2 separate regions of the Homo sapiens genome follow, and region 2 is linked to region 1. Evidence: read pairs that join two places in POLR2A ChIA-PET (ENCODE). Cell type or tissue: endothelial cell of umbilical vein. All regions are shown on one strand. Each heading gives the region's core, and the rest is flanking DNA. Links, peaks and the distances in the headings are about the cores only.

Evidence for each region. ChIA-PET counts read pairs that join two places held together with the same protein. Peaks named below come from ENCODE experiments on the same cell type or tissue, not always from the same donor. Only the 100,000 strongest peaks of a DNase experiment are listed, where the experiment ranks them.
Region 2: POLR2A ChIA-PET joins it to region 1 with 5 read pairs; 2 of 35 experiments call an interaction of 5 or more read pairs at or near these places.

The regions. Positions count from the first base shown.
Region 1 is chr15:67,411,360-67,419,744 of GRCh38, forward strand. IQCH (IQ motif containing H) reads left to right here. Exons shown (of 21, transcript NM_001031715.3): 15 at 5,572-5,692. The region is part of intron 5 of IQCH-AS1 (IQCH antisense RNA 1); the gene reads right to left. Among named protein-coding and RNA genes, the nearest start is that of C15orf61, 110 kb to the right of the region's middle. RefSeq lists an enhancer at 2,772-3,066. In endothelial cell of umbilical vein, for the core only: no CTCF peak of the experiment used is centred there; a DNase peak (open chromatin) is centred at 2,852; H3K27ac peaks cover 248 bases.
Region 2 is chr15:67,545,974-67,561,051 of GRCh38, forward strand. MAP2K5 (mitogen-activated protein kinase kinase 5) reads left to right here. Exons shown (of 22, transcript NM_145160.3): 2 at 4,061-4,109. Among named protein-coding and RNA genes, the nearest start is that of MAP2K5, 11 kb to the left of the region's middle. RefSeq lists an enhancer at 1,834-2,335 and a silencer at 11,315-11,394. In endothelial cell of umbilical vein, for the core only: no CTCF peak of the experiment used is centred there; no DNase peak of the experiment used is centred there.

The DNA.
Region 1 (8,385 bases), core at 1-5,000:
GAGGCATTTGTCCTAGATAGTCCACATGGCTCCTTTCAACACTGACAGTCTTGCTTACTTTTTCAGGTCATTGTCTTGCCCTTTTCACTCTCCAGTCCTTCATGTAGGGATGTCAGAAAGCATCTAGAAATCAGAACCATGTAGGCAGGTCCCTTGATTTTCTTTTGAACACCATCAGTGTCTGATATGGGAGATTTGAGGTGATTAACCAAAAAGTTATTAATTCACCACTGCAGATTGGCACATGACCCAATTACACCAATGTGTGTCTGTATGTGTGTATGTGTGTGTAATACACACACACAGAGGCACTCTTGGAATTTACTTGGTTGGGGAAGCTAACTCTGTAGAGTTTGAAGTAGCTTTAGTCATTGAGTGCAGTATTAAGCTTTAGTCACTAGCTTTAGTCATTGAGTGCAATGGAGAGTCTACTGGCTTCCCCTAAGATATCCTGAATTTCATTCATTCAGACATCTCTTCCTTCAAATTTACACTTTCTTGATAGAAAAAGAGAGAGCAAGAGGCAAGTTACATACTTGGTAGACAAGAATCTCTGGGGTGCATCGGCCAGGCTGGTGGAGCCCCATGCTTTCTGCAGATGTCTTGGAACCTTCCAACGTCCTGACGATTGTTGATGCACTCTGAGAGGTAAATGTGGGCACTGGAAAAAGTGGAGGCAAGCCTGTGCAGTGGCAAAGATGGGGCTGAAGTTTCTTCTGATGGGAATTGCCCTAGAGCTATCAGCCCCACAAAGCTAGCCGCTAATTGCATTCCCAGAGCCAGTGCAATCATGATGGAATGAAAATCTGGAATTCTGACTTTTTTCAAAAGTCAAGTGTATTTTTTCTAGCACTTGTTTATTATCAACAAGGTATATATTTTTATTTCCACACTTCCCAAGTCATTAGCTCTAAATGATCTGTTCAAAATGGATAATAGCCTCTCTGAAACACTGATGTGGTCGCCCATCGTCCATCACCTTGTTGTTACTCAATGCAAAGCAAAAAAAACTTCCTAACTACTCATTTCACAAGTTGTTGTTGTCTTTTTTTTTGTTTGTTTCTTAAGAGACAGAGTTTTGGTTTTGTTGCCCAGGCTGGAGTGCAATGACGCTATCTCAATTTACTCTAACCCCTGCCTCCTGGATTCAAGCCTCAGCCTCCCAAGTACCTGGGATTACAGGTGCCCACCACCACGCCCGGCTAATTTTTGTATTTTTAGTATAGACAGGGTTTCACCATGTTGGTCAAGCTGGTCATGAACTCCTGACCTCAAGTGATCCACCCACCTCGGCCTCCCAAAGTGTTGGGATTACAGGCATGAGCCACCGCGCCCGGCCTCATTTCACAAGTTTTTGAGATAAAGAAGATGTGCCCCTGTTGCTGGCTTATAACAGATATTCAATATATATACACTTTGGGAAGATAGAAAAGGGAGGAAGAAAGCAAGCTAGCAATGGTTCCCCTAACTCTGTTATTTTCTGTCTTTCATCATTTGTTGAAGCTCACTGAGTGATCTTACACAAGCCTCTTCATTCTAAGTGCCTCAGCTCCCATTTTAAAGCAAGAGAAATAACATGGTAGTGGCCACTGCAGAGTGTTGCTGAAAGTACTGAATGAGATCATGAATGTGAACCTGTGATGAGACAAAGTATTTTACAAATAGTATTCTAATGATTCACATGAATTGGAGTGTTTGTCTGTTATGGAAGGTGTGTGTGTGTGTGTGTGTGTGTGTGTGTCTGTGTGTACATAAGTTTGTTTTGAACAAAATAAACTTGAATAGCTACAGATCTTCCCTTACCAGCATCTGCCCTTAAAGTTGTGGCAATTATGTTTGAACTATGCAAAATGACAAAAACCAGAGAACAGAAAGCCCCCCAAAAACTGAGAGCTTGCATCTGACGTCGATAGACCCATTGTGGCTGTTGGGACCTTGTTGCTTCTTGGGAAAACAGTGTTCTTAGCTTGTTAAACCACTGCTGCGATGGAGTCCTTTGCTCCTGGATTTGAGCTCTGGCCTAACCCACCAGTTCACAAGCAGCTTCTGAGTACCAGCAGAAACCAGACTGTAAAGGGTTGTTTTGTTGGGGGGATAAAATAAAATGAAGCTTTTACCAAGAATGTCATTTTTCTGACCTTACTTGAATATATGAGCTGCAGGTCCTGCTGTATTTTTTTGGTTTGTTTTGTAGGGATAGGAAGACAATTTTCATTGGTGCTGAGGCCATTCTTAGTATAATCCTTGTTTTTCCCATCAGACACTTTCAAAATAAAGAAATAAATTAAACAGTTAATACCCCTCTCCTCTTACCTCGCATTATTCCTCTCCATGCCTTTTTTCTTAGAGAATGAATCATGGCCCCAAGCTGCCTCTGTGTGCCCCAGCATCCCTACTGAATGTCACCCCGCCAGTGCCTTCAGCTGTGTACCTCTCATGGTAGGACACGATTACTCCTCCAGATTCCAGCAGCCGACTTTCCTCTAGGAAATTTACCTCCTTACTGGGGCTTTGTGCACAGTGAAAACTCCAAGCGTCAAAGCAGAATGGCTGGCTTTGTGATCAGAGGCGGTGGCAGAAGCCTGGCACAGTGTCCAGATGCCACACACAAGCAGCAGGCTGATGAGTTACTTATTGGCCCTCACATAGTATGTTGCATCTGAGGTGACACTTCATAAATGTGACCTCGTTTATCTTCCCGATGCCCTTCAGAGGCAGGGAATCCCATAAAGTCCGCCCAGGAAGAATTTGTGGTTCTTTAGCAGCCTTCCCTCCAGCTGCTTCCTGAGCAGCAAGGAGGAACCCATTGAGAGGTTTCACGTTTTATCTTATTCTGTAACTTCAGCTTTAAGGACTACGTCCTATGTTTACCACCATCGTGACTCATTCTGCAGACATTTAGTGTTCCCTGTGCTGGGCACTGGGAGACTGACCTCAAAGCCAGTGGCCATGCCATTAAGCAGCCCCAAGAGAGCTGGAGAGCACGGAGAAAGCTTTCTCTCCCAATTGAAGAGAAGGCTTCCTGGAGGAGCTGTGGCTGGAACGACCTCAGGAAGGATGAGGAGGAGTCAGCAAGGGGAGGCAGAGGAGGGCAGGTTAGGGGGAGGCTGGGAGCTGAGCAGGAAAGTGAGGCCACATTAGGAGCCAGAGGCCATATCACAGAGGACCTTCCTCATCTGTCATGTTGAGGAGTTTGGACTTGATCCTCAAGTTGAAGGAGATCTCCTTTCAAGATTTACGTGGCAAGGGTTTTACCTGCTCCTTCACTGCCTTTTCTCCCTCTCTCCCCAACACCAAAAAAAAAATATATATATATATAATATAATATATATATGTGTATATATATCACTTTTTTACTAGTTCAGTTGCTTAAAAGGCCTGACATTCTGTAATTTTTGCTATATAGATGAATGAATGAATGATTTATCTTTGGACTGTCTTGGTATGAATGACCACATGTGTATAACTGAGTAGATGATTTCACATTCCCCAGCAGTGGGGCAGAAAAGGCCATTTAATCAAGGCAGAACAAAGCAATTCCCACTTGTCTGAGAGAGGGCCCAGGCTGTGAGACTTCCTTTCCTTGCCATTCCATTTTCCAGAGAAGAGTGGGATTCTAACGCCGTGTTTCATTGTCCCAGCTTTGGGGCACTTCATAAATCAGAGACAGTTGGTCTTCCTTGATAAAATGGAATGGTTTTAACTGAAACAAGTGTAAAACAAAAGAAAGATGGATTTGGGGGACTGTTCAGAGAAGGAACAAAGAAGGGGTCCGGGTTGCTGGAGCTGTGCATTTCACATGCTTGTTTATAATTTAGATGCAGGGCTTTGGGGCGATCAGGTAATTCACAGTAAAGATCAGAGAAAATGTGCACAGCGTATAGGATATGAAGGGAGGGAAAAGGCCCATTGCTTTGACAGCAGTTTCCTTGTCTCTGCATCACAAGACAGAGCTCTCTGCATGAACGCTTCCCCAGCCCTTCTTAACAGACCTCCTCCCACTGTGCAGGGAGTCGTCCTGAGCTGAGTGTGAGCCAGGGCACTCTCCGCTTCTCAGGGCAGTTCTGTTTTGTATGTCAAGCACTTACTAAGATAACTAATGAAACTCTCCCACCAAGATTTTCTGGATATTTCGGAAGTTATTCAGATTTTTTGAACCCGCTGAGGGCATAGTGTCAGATGTTTGTCTTCTACTGTGGGTTGTCAGTGGGCACTGGACCTAGAATCAACCAGCTGTTCCAAGGAGTTGGGGTGAGCAGTGCATAGAGGACAATCACTTTTTAATGGTAGGGAAATTGGAAATAAGTGTGTGTGATTTCTAATATTCCAATCCCACCCCCAAAGCTGATCCCTTCAAATTACTGCACCATCACTCAGATTCAGAAGTTCCCCTGCAACCTAAAGTAAATCTGAGTTTTTCTTGTCAGTGCTCCATATTTTGAATATGAATATTGTCTATCATATGAGTTTCGATCCAGTACCCTGTCTCACTTCTGGCAGAAATAAAATCTGAAGAATAAAATCAAATCTAAAAAAAATAAAATTTTTTTAGAATTAGCCATGCATGGTGGTGTGTACATGTAGTCCCAGCCATTTGGGAGGCTAAGGCAGGAGGATCATTTGAACCCAGGAGACTGAGGCTGCAGTGAGCTATGATCACACCACTGTACTCTAGCCTAGGTGACACAGCAAGACCCTGTCTCAAAAAATTTTTTTTAAAAATTAAAAAATATATGGAGGTGTCCAGGTGCGGTGGCTCACACCTGTAATCCCAACACTTTGGGAGGCCAAGGCGGGTGGATCACCTGAGGTCAGGAGTTCGAGATCAGTATGACCAACATGGTGAAACCCTATCTCTACTAAAAATACAAAATTAGGCTGGGCACAGTGGCTCATGCCTGTAATCCCAGCACTTTGGGAGGCCGAGGCGGGCGGATCACCTGAGGTCGGGAGTTTGAGACCAGCCTGACCAACATGGAGAAACCCCGTCACTACTAAAAATACAAAATTAGCCAGGTGTGGTGACGCATGCCTGTAGTCCCAGCTACTCGGGAGGCTGAGGCAGGAGAATCACTTGAACCCGGGAGGCAGAGGTTGCAGTGAGCCAAGATCACGCCATTGCACTCCAGCCTGGGCAACAAGAGCAAAACTGCGTCTCAAAAAAAAAAAGAAAAAACAAAAAACAAAAACAAAAAAAACAGTTAACCCCACATTTTATATAAAGGGAAACTGAGGCCCAGAATGAGAAAAGATATTGCCCAAGGACACTCTGCTGGTCAGGCTGCCAGCTGCAGTGGGTCTGAAACCTCGTTTCCTGATGCCCAGAGAGAAGGGTGCCTTTCAGAGACAACAGGAACAATTAAGAATTTTTAGGGCGCCAAATCACTTTTGAAATATGAAAACTGAAATGGCTGAAAAAAGAGAGAACATTTTCAAAATGGCTTTCTGACTCTGGGTAAACAGTAACCACATTTTTTTTGCCTGTTGGAGGCCTGGTTTTTAATCACTCCACAAGCAGTTTTCATTTCTGTAGTAAAATTGCTTGTGGTTCTATTTAATTTGTTTCTGCAGGAGCCAGCTTTGGTGAAGATCTCTGAGGAGCTGGCGGGCATTTTAGCACAGCACGCACAGCCAGTCAATGAGAAACGGTTCCCGACGTGGAGGAAATTCCTCCAAACATTTCTCAGTCAAGGTAAATAAGACTGTAAAGTTTCTATTGAGGATTAGTCTACACAACCTTGGATTCTAGTTTTGGGTCAACTGGGGCCAATTTAAATACTTTGCATCTCCTGTGTTGGTTTAGAAAAGTGCTCCTACGGTTTTCTTTTTCAAATGTTGCCTAAATATTTATCTTACACCCAGCCTCTTAAGTAAATAAGAACCTAGCATGCCAAGCATGGCATGGGAAGCTCAAGATTCTGGGCCTTTTTTTACACTACAAACTTCTCCTGAGAGGTGGGCTTTGGAATCAGATTACCTGGGTCTGGACCCCATCCATGACCTTGAGCAAGGTTCTTAAACCCACCAAGGCTCGTTTCCTCACTTACCTACCTTACAGGGTCATTGGGTGGATTCAATGAAATACAGATATGAAAGTTTCTACCACAGAACCTTACACAAAATCATCTTTAATAAGTGTTAGTTTCTCCTTCTGTTTTCTAGGAGAGCAAAAATGGTCTCGCTTCCAGTTCTGAATATAGCATTTCCAAACAAGGGTTTTCTACAATCCAGGAACAAAGCGAGCCTCCATTCCTTTCATCCTCCTCCTCCTACTTCATCCTCATTTCCTAACAACATTGGGTGGTCTATGAATGAGGGAATGAATGGAGTGAATGATGCCTGTCTACCGTCTCAGAGGTCCCTGTCAGATGTTACACAGAGGCACACCTATGCAACGGCCCTCAGTCTCTAGGAGGTTACAGTGCAAGACATCTTACATGCTTACCCACATGCACAAGAAGAAAGGGTTAGTATAACAGGCCAGAGAAGGTATCTTTCCACTGCTGTCAAGTGATAATAATAATCTCAGCAATAATCAATAATGATAAGATAATGTCATGTCAGATGATAACAGCAGCAGCAATAGCACAGTGATGATAATAATAGTGAGCTTAGATAGTGCTTATTATGGGCCAGGCACTCTTCTAAGTATATCTATGTTAACTTTTCAAAGCTTCCTACCCATCCTATGAGGTGGGCACCATTATCACCCTCATTTTATAGAGGTGGAAAACTGAAGTACAAAAGATTAACCCCAAATCACTCTGCTAACACGTAGAAGAGCCCATGAAAAGCTACCTCCGTGCTGCTCCAGGAGTCTTGGGCAGAGCCAGTAGTTACATTTATCAGGGCTTATTGTAGCTCAATGTATGAGAGTGTATGAAAGGACAGATCTGTTGGTTATTGGAATATACTGGCTGGGCAGGGTGTATTGGATACCCTGATAATGAATTATTTAAGCAAGGGGTTGAATGGCAGCCATCTAACAAGATTGCTGGAAAGAGATTCTTTGCAGGGGACAGTTGTGCTAGACAAGTTCCAATGTCCTTTCAACTCTAAAATTTTGTGATTCTGTAAATTTCCACATGTACCCACTGATAGACAAGTAAGGAAAGTCAACCCCATGCATAAATGGAAGAAAATCAAGTGGCTACCACACACACACACACACACACACACACACACACACACACAAGATCAATAATAGGGTGTTTTTACTTTTTTTTTTTTTTTTTTGAGATGGAGTTTCACTCTTGTTGCCCAGGCTGGAGTGCAATGGTGCGATCTCGGCTCACTGCAACCTCCGCCTCCTAGGTTCAAGTGATTCTCCTGCCTCAGCCTCCTGATAGCTGGGATTACAGGTGCATGCCACCATGCCCAGCTAATTTTTGTATTTTTAGTAGAGACAGGGTTTCACCATGTTGGCCAGGCTGGTCTCAAACTCCTGACCTAAGGTGATCCGCCCGCCTCGGCCTCCCGAAGTGCTGGGATTACAGGCGTGAGCCACTACGCCCAGCCTAATAAGGTTTTTTTTTTTTTTAAGTTATCGGGGGAAGACCATGATGATCTCCAGGCCCGTCCAGGTCATTAGGAAATTTCCAGATCTTCCAGCATCTGCCTGCAAAAGCCTCCCTCTAAACTATTTCTTTTCATGTGAGTTTTGTAGATGAGAAAGGCTTTCCCAGCGACTGTCTCATCTGAGCTGTATAACCACAAGCTAAGGCTTCACCTCTACCTCCTGTTCATCTTTATCCTGCTTTCTCAGCCATGCTTATTTATGGAGAGCAGTACAAGCCTTGTTAACTTAATTTTCTTCATGAAGACACTGAAGCTCAGAGATTGGAGGGGACTTGGGGAAAATCACACCACAAATAAGTGGTAAATGGAACACAAAGTTAGATCCTACAATTTTAGTACATTTAAAAAACCTGGTTCTTGAAAGTCATGTGTTTTCAAAGCTTCTGCCTTTCTCTCGACCCAGTGCATACAGCAGGCCCTGCATCAATGGTCCCTAACTGAGCCAGGGTGTCTCCCAGGTTTCCCAACTCTAAGGTCACCATCTCCCTCCCTCCAGCTTCCACCATTGCCTGTTTCATTCCATTTATGTTCTCTCCAGTGTGCTTATGGCCACAAAATGTGCTAGGGTTTGATTTCTAAATTGTCATAGGATTATATCAGAAGCAATACTTTTTCATTTTAATTTTTATTTTTTGAGATAGGGTCTCGCTCTATCACCCAGACTGGAGTGCAGTGGCACAATTATAGCTCACTGCAGCCTTGGCCTCCCAGGCTCAAGCAATACTCCCATCTCAGCCTTCTGAGTAGCTGGTACTACAGGCGCACACCCCCACGCCCAGCTAATTTATTGTTTACAATTCACAATTT
Region 2 (15,078 bases), core at 21-5,020, 130 kb after region 1:
GGAAACACGAGTGGCCCCACCACTAGAGCTCAGCATGCCAGGTGTCTGCACACTTTTGGCTAGGTAAGCCCAGGTGGAGCATGTTTTGTCAGAAAGGCCTGACGAAGGACCTGTGGCAGTGGGTGTTCAGTGCTATCTCCTAGTGCTCCATTTTAGCAAATGTTCAAGCCCAGATCATGGCAGACTCCTGTGATCTGTTCTCCAGGTTTACTTCATCTCTTCATCAAGAAAAGGCAAGAACCAAGAGACACGTCAGCATCTCTGGCTTGGAACCTTAAACTTTAAAGTCACGTGGAACCTGGAAGAATCCCCTCATCTAATTCAGACTCATTTCGAATGAAGAGGCATGAACCCCACAGGGGGAAAATACCTTGCTAAAGCCACCCAGCTAATTTTTGGCAGAACCTGACACAGATGCCAGAAGCAGGTTGTAGTCACCGAGTCAGCCATAACTGAGTGTCTCGGACCTGAAGTCAGCAGTTGAGGGCTCCAGTCACTGTGCATCAAATAGCTGGGAGACCCTGGGCAAGTCAGTCGGTCTCTCTGGGCCTTGTCTTTTGTCTGAATCATCAGGGACTGGCTGAACTATGGAGGCTGACCTGACCCTCAAAGGTAGAGACATTTGGGTCTTCTGTTTTGCAGCTTTCTGTGTTTCTCTTTTTCCCTGGAGACTGAGTTCCTAGTTTTGGGAAAACTATACAAGAGGTCTGGTTAGTGTGTGATGAGAGAGAATGCCCAACCCTCTCCCCTCTTCTTTTTGTATTCTGTGGTCTCCAAGCTCAGATTTCCCCTCATCTATAAGACTTCTGGGCCAGGAGTGGTGGCTTAGGCCTGTAATGCCAACACTTTGGGAGGCCGAGGTGGGTAGATCGCTTAAACTCAGGAGTTCGAGACCAGCCTGGGCAACATGGCAAAACCCCATCTCTACAAAAAATGCAAAAATTAGTGGGGGCTTGGTGACACTCACCTGTGGTCCCAGCTATTAGGGAGGCTGAGGTGGGAGAATCTCTTGAACCTAGAGGTCGAGGCTATAGGGAGCTGTGATTGCACCACTGCACTCTAGCTTGGGTCACAGAGCGAGACCCTATCTCAAAAAAGAAGAAAACACACACACACACACACACACACACACACAGATTTCTGTCTAAACTGAGTCTGTGATTTTTTCCTTTCTCCTGAGTTACCAAATACTATTGGCTGTTTATGTCTTTTGTTTGGTGCTTATACTCTTAAGTGTTTTATATTACTAGTCTTTCAGGTTTGTCTTTATCTCTGTAACCAGTTTATAATCTTCCTAAAGTCAAGGATCAAGTTTTATTGTCCTGTAGCCTACAGCTTTGTGATCTTTATGCTCGTGGCATGTTGTAGATGCTCAATGATGTTTTGGATCTGTCAGATATTTGTCTGATTTATTGAAAGGAAGAAGAAAAGTATCAAAAAATGGTCATCATCAAAATATGTAAACTTCGGTTTTCTTTTTTCTTTTTTTTTTTTTTTTTTGAGACAGAGTCTCGCTTTGTTGCCCAGGCTGGAATGCAGTGGCGTGATCTCGGCTCACTGCAACCTCTGCCTCCCAGGTTCAGGTGATTCTCCTGCTTTAGCCTCCTGAGCAGCTGGGATTACAGATACACACCACACATCCAGCTAATTTTGTTGTATTTTTAGTAGAGACAGGGTTTCACCATGTTGGCCAGGCTGGTCTTGAACTCCTGACCTCAAGTGATCCACCCACTTCGGCCCCCCAAAGTGCTGGGATTATAGGTGTGAGCCACTGCGCCCATCCCGGTTTTCTTTTGAAACCTTCTTTAGGTTAGTTAGGTACATGTTATATTGTCAAGAGCAGAAGAAGGCCGCTTGGAAATAAGTCACTTTAGCTGGAAAATGTATATAAAATCATCAAATGTACCCTGCTTTAAAATGACTAGTAGATATTACTGATGTTTAAACTTCTTACCTCTTTGTCATTATGATTGCCCCACTTTATTTGCTTTAAAGAACAAAATGGTTGGTTGTGTTCACATGATTCTCTCACTCAAGTTTGCTTTGTTCTTTCTCCCTTTTCCTCGTATCAGGTGAGGAGCATGTGCAGTGCCTTGTTTATGTCGATGGGCTAAGGCATGCCATTGCCACTGAGCAGGTTTTCAGTTGGTTGTTAGAACTCTGCACTTTGATGGGGTCTGCTATTCCTAAGTAGGAAGGAGCCTAAATTAATTTGCTAACACTATAGAGGTACAGTTCACATCTCAAGATCGGAGTTTCCTGGAAATAACTGGTGATAACCTAGACTTAGAGAGTTGGGGATGAAGCAGTTGTTTTCCCCTCGTTTTTTTAAACCTACACTGGCTAGAATGAGTGTTCAATAAGTACTGCTGAAGGATGAAGTCAGTGAGTGAATCACCATCCTCCACTGATTGTAGGGTGCTGGAATTTCAAAGTTTATTACGAAGTAAGCTTTGTAATATTCCAGTTATTGGTGTTTTGTTTTATTTATTTGACACTAATATGGCACTTGCCATGTGCTAGACACTCTTCTGAGTACTTTACAAATACTAACTCATTTGTTAGGTACAGCTAAGATCTGATATTACACATGAGGAAAGTGAGGCACAGAGAGATTTTGTGCACTCAGCTGTGCCAGAGAGCTAGCATCCAGCTGTAGCTGTTTGGCTGCAATTTCATGTTTTCAGGCTTTCCACTGGATTGCCTGTGTGCTTTATTCTGTACTCCCTTTACAGTTTCCTGTCAATAAATACTTTCTAACTATGAGAGTGTAGAAATAATTTTTTAACACTAAAATCTTTTATAGATGCTTCCTCAAAAAGTTGATGTTTCATTTGTGAGGACTAGACTCAGAAAAAAAAATCTCTTTTGGCTGTAATGAGCAAGGACTGCCTAAGATAGTCCTCTTTGATCAGTTTTATATGCACAGATTTATTTTTGAAAAAAAAAAAAAGCACTATAGAGGCAAGACTATTATGCAAATTGCCACTGCAGCAAAAGCTTCTAAAGAATTGCCTTTAGAAGGAAGTTGCAGCCACTCTGCTAAGTGCCCTGCTTGGAAAGGCTGTGGGCTCCCTGCTGAGAAATACTGCGAGCGGCTTTGTCAGCCGGCTGCCTGGTGCCAGTTCTGCTGCAGCCTGGGAGGGACACTGTGGCAGAGCTCCTGGAGAGAAATGAGGTTTGCAGGCCATTGGAGTTGGACTGGACATGATGGAGGGTCACTTTCCCCAGAGCGTAGGTGTTCTATGCTTATTCAATTAAGCTGTCTCAGTATACTAATTTTCATGTGTTTTCAACTTTATAGATTTATTTAAGCATTGATGTCAGATTATATACCCTTTTTAGATTTTTGTTGTAGGCTAGATTAACTTTATTTCGGTGTCATTAAGTATGTTTTCTGTTGCTTAAGAGTAAAGGTTGATAAGAACTGTTTGTGTTAAATGTGGCATAATGGGTTTATATCGTCATGGAAACTTGGGTGTCGAACTCCTACCATGATGAGTGCGAGGCACAGTGTTGCTTGTTGTATATCAGGAACTACATTTGTTGAATGTCTTCAATGTGCTAGGTCTAAGTTTATGTTTATTAGATTAATTTTTAAGCTACATCTATAAGTATTACCAGACCCATTTTGGAGGGTAATCAAATTGAAGCTCAGAGAGGTTAGGTGATTTTTTTCCCAGAGATTCAGACCTACGTCAGTCTGACTCTCAAAACCCCTCTCTCTTTCAACTGTAGTATATTCCACAGCCTCCCATAGAAGAAACCAAGTTTTTGTAAATACATGACGGTTTATTTGTATATAGACTGTTGAACTGAGAATAAAATATGTTATTAATAAAATGTGGAAAAGTTTCCTTAAATATTTTTCTTCCTGGAATAGAGCTTTAAACTCTGGGTTTACGTTGCTGGGCTAAGTGTGATTATGAGCTAATGTTTTTATAGTTTATGCTAACGTTTCAAAAATCTTTCCCAGGTTCTCATATTTCCTGTAGGATTTGCCACATGTTAGCAATAAAGAAGATGGCTAATTGTGTTTCTTTATTCTTTCTTTGTTTAGGATGTGATAGGCCAGGTTCTGCCTGAAGCAACAACTACAGCATTTGAATGTAAGTCTGGCTTGTATACTTTCTTGACTATTCCTTTCTGCAGTCATTTTTTAAAGGGTTTATGGGTGGCATTACTTTAGAAACTGACAAAAACAGATTATTTATGACCATCATATGGTACATTTAAATATTTATAAATTGATATAAGTTTAATGATGATACTGAACTGAGTAATATTTTCTTATTTAATCATATCTTGGGTGAGCATATTTCTACAATATAGCTTTAATTACCAGCATGACCTTTATCTGCTCTTGCTCCTGATTGTGATAATATTGCAGGACAAAATGAAACGTGTAAACTACCTGTAGGCCAGTGATTATTGATTAAGAGATTTTAATCCATTGCTGCTTTAAAACATAGCAACAAAGTAGAGCTTTTACCATGAGCATTACATGGAATAATTCTGTTTTAGTGGGGCTTAGCAGGGATGCTAGATGGTGACAGGAACACTTCAGGTCTTTAGTCCTTCCTTTTTCCCCACAGTTGGCCTGGGGACAGGGCCAGGGTGACCTGGGGACTAGAAAACTGTTTTGTCATGAACCAGGTCATTGCAGAGGACATCATGGAATGAGTCATGCTACGATGAGATAGTCAGTAGCATAAGGGCCCGGATGCTGAGAGGGATGAAGTAAGAACTGTAGTTTTTTTTTTTTAAGATGAGGGCTACTTTTTTCTTTTCTTTTTCTTTTTTCTTTTTTTTTTTTGCCGCAGACTCTCACTGTGTTGCCCAGGCTGGAGGGCAGTGGTGCGATCTTAGCTCACTGCAACCTCTGCCTCCTGGGTTCAAGCAGTTCTCATGCCTCAGCCTCCTGAGTAGTTGAGATTACAGGTGTGCACCACCATGCCCAAGTAATCTTTGTATTTTTAGTAGAGACAGGGTTTTGCCATGTTGGCCAGGCTGGTCTTGAACTCCTGACCTCAAGTGATCCACCCACCTCAGCCTCCCAAAGTGCTGGGATTATAAGTGTGAGCCACTGCACCTGGCCAGAGGGTCACTTCTTAATGTAGAAAAATTTCAGTTTTTCCACAATAGGATACTTTTTTGTTTCTGTTTTTTATGAAGATGGTTACTTACAGAGAATACAATGAGTACTTCCTTTTTGGAGGATAATTAGGCATTTCTTATCAACATATAAAATGTGCAAAACCTTTGACTTAGCAGATCCACTGTCAGGAAGCAGTTCAACAGAAATAGCTACACATTTGTTGAATGCCCATCAAACAAAGTGTTCATTGTGAGATCATGATGATAATTATTGTTATTTTTAGAGACAGGATCTTGCCTTGGTGCCTAGACTGGAATGCTGTGGCATGATAGCTCACTGTAACCTTGAACTCCTGGGCTTACACAATCCTCCCACCTCAGCCTCCCAAGTAACTGGGACTACACGCATGCACCACTATGCTTGGCTAATTTTTAAATTTTATGTGGAGATGGGGTCTTGCTATGTTGTCCAGGCTAGTCTTGAACTCCTTGCCTCAAGTGAGCCTCCTGCCTTGACCTCCCTAAGTGTTGGGATTATAGATGTCAGCCACTGTGCCTGGCCCACTGTGGGATTATTTATTTATTTTGGAGATAGGGTCTCACTCTTTTGCCCAAGCTGGAGTGCAGTAGTGAGATCACAGCTTGCTGTAGCCTTGACCTCCTGGCTCAGGCTTGTGGGATTATTTTCAATAGCAAAAAATTAGAGGTAAACTAAATGCCTATTATAATGGATTAATAAATTACTATTTGTCTATAATTCAAAGCATTCAACAGTGACTAAAAAGAATGAGTTAGGATTTTTTACATTTGTACGGAAAGATATCTGTGAAATATTGTTGAATAAACAAATAATGCATATAGTATGATCCCATTTTGTAAAATATCCAACCACGCTTCCCCAACTTTATGTGTGTATTGAAAGATAGGATCTGAAGAGTGCCTACTACAGTACTTTCCAGTGACTTACCCTGTAAAGTGGACTTGGGGCCTGAGGCTTGGGTTGGTGGGGGCGGGAGGGGGTGGATGAATGATCACACTTTTTACTTTGTATGTTTCTCTATTGTTTGAACATTTTTCAACAATCATTGCCTGTTTTTAAAAGCTATAATGAGTAGAACTCAATGTAATTAGTATTTTATTAGTCACATTGAACTCTGTACTATAGAAAAATAGTACATCTGTCTGAAATACATACTAGTGTTGCAAGCTTTATTCAGACTCTTTGCAGTAACTCCTTGCAGGTTCCACGGGTTTCATGGACAGTCTGATAGTTAACATTCGGAGTACTTACTGTTGACAGATGCTTTGCTAAGAGCATTCCATGGGTTATCTTATTTCTTTTAACCATCACAAGATCCCCACGAAGTACTCGTTATTTTTTTGAGACAGAGTATTGCTCTGTTGCCCAGGCTGGAGTGCAGTGACATGATGATAGCTCACTGCAGCCTTAAACTCCTGGGCTCAAGTGATCTTCCTGCCTCAGCCTCCCGAGTAGCTGGGACTACAGGCACCCACCTCCACACCTAGCTAATTAAAAAAATTTTTTTGTAGAAACGGGGTCTTGCTGTGTTGCTCAGGCTGGTCTTGAACTCCTGGCCTCAAGTGATAGTCCCATCTTGGCCTTTCAAAGTGCTGGGATTACAGGTGTGAGCCACTGTACCCACGAAGTACTTAAAAGGACATTATTAGCTCTGTTTTTTGGTTGAGGAAAGGAAATCTTTAAGCAACTTGCTGAAAGTCTCTCAGCTGTTAAGTGGTAAAGTGGAATTTCTGGAGTAGTTTCCAGAGTGTATATTCTCAACCACTGTACTGGACTTGTTTTGAGAGTTGTCATAATTATTGAAATCATATATTCTGGTTGTTCTTAAGCATGGTAAAAAGAAGTTTACTTTGTACTTTTTACTTGCTTTTCGGATCCCCAAAGTGGCTTGATGTGCCTGTGCCTGCCTCATTGGCTTCCAGTTAGGGTTCATAATAATAATAATACTGATTATTTTAACTATCATTCATTGATAGCTTGCTCTGTGCCAGGCAGTGTACTAGATGACTTGCCTAAGTTGTTAGTAATCTTTATACTGAGTCTGTGAAATAGGAAAATTATACCTGTGAGGAAACGAAGCTTAGAGGCCTGAAATGATTGCTGAATGTGATTGCTTGGAACGGTGAAGCCCAGGTTCAAACACACATCTTTTTGACTATAAAACTTGCACTCTTTATCCCCAAGTGTGTCAAAAGCCTGTTAAGTGTAAATATAGATAAACCTCTACTACTCCAGGTTTACGTTCTGTGATATCATGCTCTTTCTTTTGCCCCATCAATGGCAGCAGCTCTGTGCCCATCTTCATGTGGGCCAGTTTTAAATGAAAAACAATAAATACAAAACATACCCACAGACAAAATAATGACAGTTCTTAGTTGTTTTGTGTTTGGATTATCATGTACTTTCCACTATAGACTTGAAATCCTAGGCTGGCTTTTTTCATGATTATTTTGTGGTGACTTTTTTTTCTGAACCAGAAATCCGAACCAATAAATGGAATCTATGTTTAAGAAATAGTTGAGGCCGGGCGTGGTGGCTCACGCCTGTAATCCCAGCACTTTGGGAGGCCGAGGCAGGTGGATCATGAGGTCAGGAGATCGAGACCATCCTGGCTAACAAGGTGAAACCCCGTCTCTACTAAAAATACAAAAAATTAGCCGGGCGCGGTGGCGGGCGCCTGTAGTCCCAGCTACTCGGGAGGCTGAGGCAGGAGAATGGCGTGAACCCGGGAAGCGGAGCTTGCAGTGAGCCGAGATTGCGCCACTGCAGTCCGCAGTCCGGCCTGGGCGACAGAGCGAGACTCCATCTCAAAAAAAAAAAAAAAAAAAAAAAGAAATAGTTGAGAAGATATAGCTTATAAGGAATTTTGGAAATATTTCAGTGGCTTATGGGTATAATGGAACAACCCTTGAATAAATACAACTTTAATAAAAGAAATACTTATAGTAATACATTTTTGGTTTTTTTGAAATGGTCTGGCTCTGTCACCCAGGCTGGAGAGTGCAGTGGTGCGATCTCAGCTCACTGCAACCTCTGCCTCCCAGACTCAAGCAATCCTCCCACCTCAGCCTCCTGAGTAGCTGGGACTACAGGTGCATGCCACTACACTGGCTAACTTTTGTATATTTTGTAGAGATGGGCTTTGGCCATGTTGCCCAACCTGGTCTTGAACTCCTGGGCTCAAGCAATCCATGCTCCTCAGCCTCTCAAAGTGTTGGGATTACAGGTGTGAGCCACCGCACCTGGCCTTATAGTAATACATTTAATACTGAAAATATACCTAACACTAATTGATATCTTATATAAAAGAAATGGTGTTATAGTTAGTGATATGAATTAAGCAACAAGAGATAGGGTAGCTGTCAAATGTACCTGTTTTGTATAAATGTAGAGAAAAAGAGTTGAGTGAGTGGAAAAGAGGGGAAAGGTCAGGTAATGTTACAGATTCTCCAGTTCTGAGAAATGGCGTCTCTTCAATGAAACCTCCGGTGATTCCAGATGGCATTAATCTCTCTGCACCTTTACTAGAGCAGGGAACCCCTTCAACCTGCCTTCTGGTGTGTGTGTGCATGTTAACTTCCCTCATTACATTTTGAGTCACTTAGTGATAGGTACGATGTTTTATTCCACTCTTTCTCTCTTCTTAGTAATGAGCTTGCTGCCTTAGAGGAACACACTTGTTGAATGAGTGGAACGTTATGTGTGTCCATATTCAAATGAAAATTATAAAATGTATATGGTCTAAATCTAAATGAGTAATTTGCGTTTTTGGATTATTTGTGTTATAGCCTGAGCATGGGATATAATTGGTTGGTGGTGGACAGTTCAGGCCTCCAAATCAAATTCCCACATTTGACTGACCCAAGGGGGTCAAACCTGAGGAGCTGTATTCTTTCTGATTTCTTTTTCTGGGTGTGGTGTTTCCAAGGGGAGTTAGGGCTGGATGAGGAGAGGGACATCTGTCTGCAGAACTCACCTTTTGGGCTGATGGTCCTAAACCTTGTTTTCTTATTAAAAGGACCTCTTTTAGGTCCTTATTCTCCATTACATCTAGAGCTCACAGTTCTACAGGCTGTACAAGCATGGCACTAGCATCTGCTTGCATTCTGCTGAGGAAGCTTTTACTTATGGCAGAAAGTGAAGGGGCAGCAGGCGTGTCACATGGCGAGAGAGAGTGGAGGAGGTGCCAGGCTCCTTCAACCAACCAGTTTCTCACATGAACCAACAGAGTGAGAACCCACTACCATAGAGAGGGCACTGAGTCATTCATGGGGGATCCACCCCCACGACAAAAACACCTCCTTCCAGGCCCCGCCTGCAACATTGGGGATCACTTTGGAGGGGACAAATATTCAAACCATATCATTGTGGAAATAAATTTGTAAGATAAATTCTTAGAGTTGGAACTACTGAGACAAAGAATACCCATATTTAAATTTCAATATCTATTACTGTGTTTGCTCACCAAAAGGTAGAACCAATCTACACTCACACCAACAAGGTATGAGAAGGCCCATTTCCCTCCAACCCCATCAACTCTGGATATTAGCAAACCTTTTAGTCAATGTCAGTTTGATAGGTGAAAATATTACTGTGTTACTGTTTTATTTTATATTTTTTAAATTGTAAATGAGCTTGAATATCTTCTCATTTGTATTTGGCTATTTGTATTTAATTTCCTTTTTTTTTTTGAGACGCAGTCTCACTCTGTCGCCCAGGCTGGAGTGCAGTGGTGTGATCTCGGCTCACTGCAACCTCCACCTCAGGGGTTCAAGCGATTCTCCTGCCTCAGCCTCCCAAGTAGCTAGGACTACAGGCATGCGCCACCACACCCGGCTAATTTTTTTGTATTTTTAGTAGATACGGGGTTTCACCATGTTGACCAGACTGGTCTCAAACTCCTGACCTCAGGTGATCTGCCTGTCTCAGCCTCCCAAAATGCTAGGATTACAGGCATGAGCCACCGTACCTGGCCAGCTATTTGTATTTCATTTCTATAAACTATTTGTCGTCTTTGCCTGTTTTTCTATTTGGTTATTTATCTTTTTCTAATTGATTTAAGGGTTTTCCAATATTAAGGTTGGCCCTTTGTCTTGTGTGTTACAAATGTTTTTGTTCAGCTTATTGCTCTTTTCGGTTTGTTCTGGTCTTCTTATTCTCTCTTCTTTTTTCCGTGGAGAAGTTTAAAATTTTTACATGGTCAAACTTACTTATTTTCCTTTGTAACTTCTGGGTTTATGTCATGCTTAGAAAGGTCTTCTACAGTCCAGGATATTGAAGAAACATTCATTGATATTCTTTTTTCCTTCTACTTTAATGAGGTTAGACACACACACACAGTTATTTATATAAATTTGTATGTGTCGTATTGTGGGTTTTTATAAAAAGCATGTATTTTTATTACAAAGTTCAGAATTTGTTTATTTTTCTTTTTCTTTTCTTTCTTTTTTTTTTTTTTTGAGATGGAGTCTTGCTCTGTCGCCTAGGCTGGAGTGCAATGGCATGATCTCAGCTCACTGCAACCTCCGCCCCCTGGATTCAAGTGATTCTTCTGCCTCAGCCTCCCTAGTAGCTGGGATTACAGGTGCCCACCACCATGCCCAGCTAATTTTTCTATTTTTTAGTAGAGACAGGGTTTCACCATGTTGGTCAGGCTGGTCTCGAACTCCTGACCTCAGGTAATCCACCTGCCTCGGCCTCCCAAAGTGCTGGCATTACAGGTATGAGCCACTGCTCCCAGCCCTTGTTTTTCTTAATTCTTGCACCATCTTCAGTTTATTTTGGTGAAATAAATCAGGTGGGGATCCAACTTTATTTTTCAAGCAGATAGTTGATTCCACACCAGTTATGGAATAGTTTTTCTTTTCCCAGATGTGAGAACCTTTCTGAGATGAAGGTAAATTCCATAACCATAAAAAATCCTGTGTGTTTGCATTTCTGGGTCCTACATATGCTGTAAGAGCTTGACATTCATATAGGCCCAGAGACCCCTGCTGATTTTCACAGTTTCATTAGCAGATTAATGAGTACACCAACACATGAGGTGATAAAAATCAACCGTGCCCACTAATGCATTTCCTGTGCATATCTGTTACTTGTGTTCCTCTGCCAGCATTTTCTCTAGAGAAGTAACTGCTATAAAATGACTGTTGGATTGGTGTTCGTGGACAGTAAAATCTCACTGGTGACTTGAAACATGCATTTTAAGTCCATGTAGACAAATGCTGTCTTAAACCTATAAAAACCATGTGGTTTCACTTTTCTATTACACTCATGTATTCTAATCTGTAGCTCTCAGAAGTATCTTCACACTTGTCAAACCGTGTGTCTGAGTTTGGTTCAGAAAACATGGTTATAGAATAAATATTTATTGAATTTGTGCCTTTCTTCAACCCCATTTTATACTCTCTCCTTATTGCACAGAATCATTTTCAGCTGTTTTATGAACTGCTGGAAGATTATTTTGTATTTAGGGTGGAAATCTTTAAACCAACACATTATGTCTCATTTTAAATTTGGCATAGTATGACCATTTAAAGCTAAATTGCAATTCTGGAAGTTGTAAATTCTCAGAGTATAGGAAACAACTATAGCTGATAACTGGAGTGACACCTGTAGGAGATACTCTTGTGTTCAGCTAGCCATGACAATCTTGTTAAGAATAGTTGGGTGGGAGCCTCTTTTTGCTTCAGAGAAGAGTCTAAATCATAAAATATTTGGAAGAAATGAAGTTTCATTTCCTTAAACTATTGTATATGTAAAAATATAAAGGGTCATTTTTAAGTAAAACTAGGTAAGTTAGTGAAAAATGGTCACAACAAACCTACACTGAGCCTGAAAATTATTTAACATGTAAGAGTTAATTATGCATCCTAGAATTTGGGGCAAAATAAGAGAGCTTTAATTTGTTGAAATTTTGGCTGGAAATATTACTGATGCAAAAAGTCCAAATCCCTTTTAGTCTTATGAGAGTAGTCATTTCTTATTAATAGTCTTGCTAATTTGTATGAAAATTAAGAAGTTTGAGTCCTTTACTCAAGCACCAGACTAGTTGTTCCTTAAGGTCAGTGGACAGTGCAGCTTATTTTTGAATCCCTACCATAATGGTACCTGGCACGTAATAGGCACTCTATGTGTGTTTCTGGAATGCATGGATGGTTGAAGAGTGAAGTAATAAGGATAAGCTTTCTATATCCCATTCATCAGCAAGTCCTGTTGGCTCTATCTTCAAATTTATCCAGCATGTGATGACTTCTTAAAACCTCAGCTTGGTTTAGGCCACCATCATCTCTCACCGGGATTAGGACAGTGGCCTCCAAACTGGTCTCCCTGTTCTACTTTTGCCTCTATACAGCCTCTTTTCCACATGGCAGCCAGAGTGATTCTTTTAGAAGTCAGGTGACACCACCACGCTCACAACCCTCCAGTGATTTCCATCTCACTCCAAAGTAAAAGACCAAGTCCTTAAAATGCCCTCCAAGGCTCTGCATTTTCGCATCTGGCCTCAACCTGTCCCACCATTGTTTCTCTGAACCCGTGTGTTTCTCCCCAAACCTCTCATTCTGTTCTAGCCACTCTGGCTTCCTTTCGGTCTGTCAAACATGCCAGGCATTCCTCTGACCCAGGGCCTTTGTATTAGCTGCTGCCTCTGCCTGGAACAGTCTTTCCCCAGATATCAGCAAGGCCCACTCCCTCACCTCCTTCAGTCTCTTTCCACTAGAGTGTATGTTCCATGAAGGCAGGATTTTGTTTGTTTTTTCTTTTTTCACTGTTACTGTCCCAGTGCCCAGAACAGTGCCCACCACATAGTGGGTACTTTTATTTGCTGGAAGGAGGAAGAAAGCAAAGAAGTAAGGAAGGAATCAGGAAGAGGGAAGCAAGAAGCTAAATTAAAACTCATGGATATGAAGATGTGGCCATGGAAAGTACGGCCTCTGGTCCTGCCCACGTCATTAACTCCGTGCCTGAGAAGGGCTTTAAACATGACATCTTTTCCGGTAGTTTCCTGTTGATGTCTTTCTAACTTCTATAATTATGTTTTCATTTCTTTTCTCTTACCTGGGAAAAGTGCCTTTGCAGTAGTTCTAATTGCCACCTGGCACAGAAGGAGTGTGACAAATGACATATAATATATTGCCTTAACTTTCTGTAGCTCTTTGTAGAAGCTAGATTGTTTCTCTTGAAAGCCTTCTTGAGCCCCTGTCACTGCAGTGGGTGCTGTTTGGCTGAGAGCTCCCTGGAGTCTGCTGTTTATCTGCTGTTTACTCAGTAGGCCATTGTGACCGCCCCTTACCTGAGGCTGCTTCTCCTCTCTATTGGGCCTTTATGTTTCTCTTCTTGGTTTTTCTTTTGGATTGCATGTTGCCTCAAATAAAATTGCTAACAACATATGGCCTGTTATGATTCTCTTTTCCCAAACTCTGCCATTTTGTATATTTGTGACACACTGCAGATTTTGTGAAGATTGCTTCATAATATTGGTTTACCATCTGCTGCACTCTATTTGGTATCTTGCTAGGATTTTTTCCTCCATTTTAAGTGACATTAACAAAATCTAGCCAGTACATAGGCTTTCTGGTTCTACTTTTGCTTCCCTAATGTGCTGGAAAATCATATTACTATGCTCCAGGCAACTAGAGAAGCCTGGAATTCTCATTGTGAACCAATGTATCAGATCTGTCTGCTCCCCTACCCCCACCCCTTTTGTTGGTCATATCCGGTAACGTTTTTTTGGTCAGATGGCAAAGAACCTCCATGTATAAGATAGAAAAAGCTCAAATTATTTTCTTGCTTCTTAGTACCACTACTTTCTAGTGTTGTTCTCTAACATATTTGTACCTCTGAAACTTTGTGGCAGTTTAGTAAGTTTTTATGATTTATGGTTCCAGCTAGTGTAATTTTTACAGCTTATCCAGCTTGATAGGCAGCTAGCCTGAATCTTGGCTAGATGGGCTGTATATATCCAAGTTTTTGTTCAGAAAAGTATTTTAGGCTACTGTCATAGTAATTTGCTTAGTATGTATTTCTGCTTTCTTACCCTTCACTAACTTTTCGTAGCTGTCAATTCACTGTCTTTAGAGAGAAGTGCATTTTTGCTTTACAGGTTAAGGTGAGTGGTTTGCTCTTGGGCTGCCATCAAGGGGTCAGAGACAGCTCAGCTTTTGCCTTTTGGCTGGAGCCACCAGTCTTCTCATGGGTATGGTTACTTTTCTAACTCAGTTTCCTCTTGGACAAAAACAAGGAGTCTTTAATAAAACGACTAAGCATAGATATTAAAGAGCAAATCAGACAGTCTCCCAAAGAGCAGTTTGTAAAGAAAACCAATACCTATATAAAGCTAGGTATCCTATTAACCCACAACAACTATTCATCAGTATGCCATATAAGCCTGATTTTATCCCCAGCCTTTATTAGAATGCCTCTTTCAACTTATCTGAAATCTTCTTTTGGAGTCAGACCCCCTAAGGGGAGAGTTCCAACATTTTATCACTGGGTTGATGTCAAAAGCTATTCTAACCTTTTGGCTTCAGTTTTCTGTCCACTTAAGCAAATGCTCTTGTAATGTTTCATAGCTACTTTTTATGCAACTTCTCTTCAAGAAATTATTCTGGTAGCTGACTTCTTTCACAGATCTTTTTCTTCTGAAATAATCCCTCAAGAGATTTCTTAGAAATTTAGAATTCCAAAATATTTTGGTTTAAGTAGCCTTAAAGGTTCAAGCTCTAGCTTTGAGAAGTTGAAGAACTCTCCTTTTGTTCTTGATTGTGATTTAAATGATTTTTATGTAATCGGTGCCCCCCCCTTTTTTTAAATAAATTATAAGAAGGGTTTTCACTCGTTTTACCAAAATATAAGCACTTGCCCATCCTATGTGAACAATACCTTATTCAGGTCTTGGGTATATTGAAATTCAAATATAAGCAGTCTCTTTTTAACCATAA